2 separate regions of the Homo sapiens genome follow, and region 2 is linked to region 1. A link is an interaction called in ENCODE POLR2A ChIA-PET data of the cell type or tissue named here. Cell type or tissue: Panc1. All regions are shown on one strand.

The links. Peaks named below come from ENCODE experiments on the same cell type or tissue, not always from the same donor. Only the 100,000 strongest peaks of a DNase experiment are listed, where the experiment ranks them.
Region 2: POLR2A ChIA-PET joins it to region 1 with 11 read pairs; 2 of 35 experiments call an interaction of 5 or more read pairs at or near these places.

The regions. Positions count from the first base shown.
Region 1 is chr11:117,399,680-117,402,179 of GRCh38, reverse strand. All of the region lies in intron 27 of CEP164 (centrosomal protein 164), which reads right to left. Among named protein-coding and RNA genes, the nearest start is that of CEP164, 73 kb to the right of the region's middle. In Panc1, no CTCF peak of the experiment used is centred here; no DNase peak of the experiment used is centred here.
Region 2 is chr11:117,717,879-117,720,378 of GRCh38, reverse strand. The region is part of intron 3 of DSCAML1 (DS cell adhesion molecule like 1); the gene reads left to right. Among named protein-coding and RNA genes, the nearest start is that of DSCAML1, 78 kb to the left of the region's middle. In Panc1, no CTCF peak of the experiment used is centred here; no DNase peak of the experiment used is centred here; H3K27ac peaks cover 1,495 bases.

The sequences.
Region 1 (2,500 bases):
ACAAAGACACAATGTACCAGAATCTCTGGGACACAGCTAAAGCAGGGTTTAGAGGGAAACTTACAGCACTAAATGCCCACAGGAGAAAGCAGGAAAGATCTAAAATCGACACCCTAACACCACAATTAAAAGAAGTAGAGAAGCAAGAAGAAACAAATTCAAAAGTTAGCAGAAGACAAGAAATAACTAAGATCAGAGCAGAATTAAAGGAGATAGAGACACAAAAAACCCTTTAAAAAAATCAATCAATCCAGGAGCTGGTTCTTTGAAAAGATTAGCAAAATAGATAGACTGCTATCCAGACTAATAAAGAAGAAAAAATAATCAAATAGACACAATAAAAAATAATAAATGGAATATTACCACTGATCCCACAGAAATACAAACTACCATCAGAGAATACTATACACACTTGTATGCAAATAAACTAGAAAATCTAGAAGAAATGGATAAATTCCTGGACACATATACCCTCCCAAGACTAAACCAGAAAGAAGTTGAATCCCTGAATTGACCAATAACAAGTTCTGAAATTGAGGCAGTAATTAAAAGCCTACAAATCAAAAAAAGCCCAGGACCAGACAGATTTAAAGCCGAATTCTACCAGAGGTACAAAGAGGAGTTGGTACCATTCCTTCTGAAACTACTCCAAACAATAGAAAAAGGACTCCTCCCTAACTCATTTTATGAAGCCAGCATCATCCTGATACCAAAACCTGGCAGAGACACAACAAAAAAAGAAAATTTCAGGCCAATATCCCTGATGAACATCAATGTGAAAATTCTCAATAAAATACTGAATCTAGCAGCACATCAAAAAGCTTATCCACCACAATCAAGTCGGCTTCATCCCTGGGATGCAAGGCTGGTTCAACATACGTAAATCAATAAACACAATCCATCACATAAACAGAACTAATGACAAAAATCACATGATTATCTCAACAGATGCAGAAAAGGCCTTCGATAAAATTTGACACCCCTTCATGCTAAAAACTTTGAATAAACTAGGTATTGAGGGAACGTATCTCAAAATAATAAGAGCTATTTATGACAAACCCACAGCCAATATCATACTGAATGGACAAAAACTGGAAGCATTCCCTTTGAAAACCGGCACAAGACAAGGATATCCTCTCTCACCACTCCTATTCAACACAGTATTGGAAGTTCTGGCCAGGGCAATCAGGCAAGAGAAAGAAACAAAGGGTATTCAAATAGGAAGAGAGGAAGTCAAATGGTTTCTGTTTGCAGATGACATGACTATATATTTAGAAAACCCCATCATCTCAACCCCAAATCTCCTTAAGCTGATCAGCAACTTCAGCAAAGTCTCAGGATACAAAATCAATGTGCAAAAATTATAAGCATTCCTATACACCAATAATAGGCAAACGGAGAGCCAAAGCATGAGTGAACTCCCATTCACAGTTGCTACAAAGAGAATAAAATACCTAGGAATCCAACTTACAAGGGATGTGAAGGACCTCTTCAAGGGGAACTACAAACCACTGCTCAAGGAAGTAAGAGAGGACAAAAACAAATGGAAAAACATTCCATGCTCATGGATACGAAGAATCAATATTGTGAAAATGACCATACTGCCCAAAGTAATTTACAGATTCAATGCTATCCCCATCAAGCTACCATTGACTTTCTTCACAGAATTAGAAAAAACTACTTCAACTTTCATATGGAACCAAAAAAGAGCCTGTATAGCCAAGACAATCCTAAGCAAAAAGAACAAAGCTGGAGGCATCATACTACCTGACTTCAAATGATACTACAAGGCTACAGTAACCAAAACAGCATGGTACTGGTACCAAAACAGATATATAAGCCAATAGAACAGAACAGAGGCCTCAGAAATAGCGCCACACATCTACAACCATTTGATCTTTGACAAACCTGACAAAAACAAGAAATGGGGAAAGGATTCCCTATTTAATAAATGATGTTGTGAAAACTGACTAGCCATATGCAGAAAACTGAAACTGGACCCCTTCCTTACACCTTATACAAAAATTAATTCGAGATGGATTAAAGACTTAAATGTAAGACCTAAAACCATAAAAACTCTAGAAGGAAACCTAGGCAATACCATTCAGGATATAGGCATGGACAAAGACTTCATGACTACACACCAAAAGCAATGGCAACAAAAGCCAAAATTGACAAATGAGATCTAATTAAACTAAAGAGCTTCTGCACAGCAAAAGAAACTACCATCAGAGTGAACAGGCAACCTACAGAATGGGAGAAAATTTTTGCAATCTACCCATCTGACAAAGGGCTAATATCCAGAATCTACAAAGAACTTAAACAAATTTACAAGAAAAAAACAAACAACCTCATCAAAAAGTGGGCAAAGGATATGAACAGACACTTCTCAAAAGAAGACATTTACGCAGCCAACAAACACATAAAAAAAAAGCTCATCATCACTGGTCATTAGAGAACTGCAAATCAAAACCACAATGAGATACCATCTCACATTGGT
Region 2 (2,500 bases), 320 kb before region 1:
CTCCATCTCGGTACTTTGTCCTGCTAATTCTGAGGCTGGGAGGGCGTGTGCACTCTTTATGCCATTCAGCCTTAATTAGAAGTTCCTGACAGCTTGTTTGGGGCCCTGTCAGGCTCTCTGACTTGCCTTGCACCAATAAGTAAAAAGGAAAATTGCTATCTGCTCCATACCTGGCTGCCTGGGTGTCATTATGAGTGGGCTGTGCGGGCGGGGGGCGCTGGGCTGAGTGCTCCTATTCTGGGCATGCCAGTGCTGACTCGGCACAGGGTGGGGGTTCTGTCCTTCCAGCTTCCACGGAGAGATCCAGTGCCTGGGCCGGGAGGGACTAATTGATTGAGACTTGATCAGGGCAGCTGGCTGGGGCTTTCATGTCCAGATTTCAAGTCCTTTTGCCTTTGAAACCCCACATATGTTCAGGGTTAGGGGGCCACAAAGCACAGTCAGCTCTTTTTCCTGTGACCTATTGTGGGGACAGGTGGGCACAGTCAGAGTAGGGATTGGATCTCATATTTTTCCAGTGATGAAGGAATGATTTGGCAGAGCTCTGCCCGCCTGGACCTTCTGCCCAGTGACCTACCTCCAAAGAAAGTCCTGAGCGTTAAGCAGTTAAGACACGAGATTGTGGAATTAGAGACCACTCAGGTTCAGACTTCTGCTCTGCCACTTTTGAGCTGTGTACCCTTGGGCCAGTCAGTTCACCTATCTGGACTTAGTTTTGTCATCTATAAAATGGGTATAATAATTGAGTTGTAAAGACAACAGTACCTGATCCCCAGTAACAGTACCTGACTCCATAAATCTCATCTACAAACTCTTAACTAGAGAATTAGAGTTAAGTGTTTGAATTGCAACTGGACTGCATATTAACTTTGTGATCTTGGTCAACGTACCTAACCCTGACTCTGAGCTTGCTTTCTTTCCTTCCTTTCCTTCCTTTGACAGAGTCTTGCTCTGTTGTCCAGGCTGGAGTACAGTGGCGCAATCTCGGCTCACTGCCACCTTCGCCGCCCGGGTTCAAGTGATTCTCCTGCCTCAGCCTCCTGAGTAGGCTTGCACCATCACCTCCGGCTTATATTTTATTTTTTAGTTTTATTTTTTGGATTTTTAGCAGAGATGGGGTTTCACCATGCTGGCCAGGCTGATCTCGAACTCCTGACCTCCAGCGATCCGCCTGTCTCAGCCTCCCAAAGTGCTGGTATTACAGGCATGAGCCACTGTGCCTGGCCAGTTTCTTTATTTCTAAAAATGAATATATAACAGCACCCTCCCCCTAGGTTACTATGAGGATTCAAGGAGATTATGCACTAAAACACTTAGCACACCGCCTAGAACAGAACTGACAAACTATAGCCCATGGGCCAAATCAGGCCCATGGCCTCTTTTTGCAAACTTGGATTTGAACACAGCTTCTCTCTTCCCTTTAAGTTTTGTCTGTGCTGCTTTCTAGCCACAGCAGCAGAGTTGAGGATGGCCCACAAAGCCAAAAACATTTGCTGCCTGGTCCTTTGCAGAAAAAGTTTGCTGACCCCAACTGAACATGGTTATGTGCTCGTTAAACACTAGTTGTTATTAACAAGTAATCATCATTGTAATTTCCACACTGCTTCACTGAGGTGTTTGGAGGCCAAGTGCGCAGTAACGAGTAGCTTCTAAGACACACTAGCCAGAGAGGATTTTTTAAAGGTCTCATATGATGGGGGGGGGGGGGGGTTTTGAGTATTCATCTTGTGTGTGTGTATTTTTAGAAAGAAAAACTGGGAGCGATATTTGGTCATACACCTTCCTGAATCACATATTTTCTGTCTTAAGGGATATCAGGAATCTCCTAATTCCATTGATTAATTCTACCAAGGAGGAAACTTTCATTGTCTACTGCTGCACAGCCCCCTCACCCTCAGAATACTCTTGCTGGATTTCAAATATCCAAAGCTTGCTGAATTCCTGGCCAAAGATACTGCACCTATGCTGGAACTGAGTTTGTTCCCGGCACACATCACCCATAACCCCTTTCACCCCCAACTTGGGGGCTTATGAAGGGTCCTGGGAGCTGCCTGGAGTCACTGAGGCCAGGAGAGCCCTGCCGGTTCCCAGCACTTTGGCAGACAGCCCTGCCATCCTCAGGCTGTGTCAGCCTCGGGAAGGGGGGTGGGGGATGGCGGGGTGCGTGAGTGGCTTCTAGAGAGGCTGGAGCCGGCGCGGCAATGCCCCACTGACCTCGCATACAGGCAGGCTATTATCACTCAATTTTTACGCTGTGTTCCGGATGCTGCTCCGCCTGCCACGGACGTGCAGCCGTTAAAATATTAATGTCTGGCATGTGGCAAACATTTAAAATATGCTGAGACTTGGGAGCTGTTGAGCTGGGCCTTGTTGACACACCGCCTCACCTGGGTGTTGTTTGCTATGTAAATGCCAAGGATTCCTCCCTGAAGCTGGAACCTGCACTCCTCTTCTCACCCCTCATTTCCTCCTGGGACTAGGTTGGTAAAGCAGTTTGTGC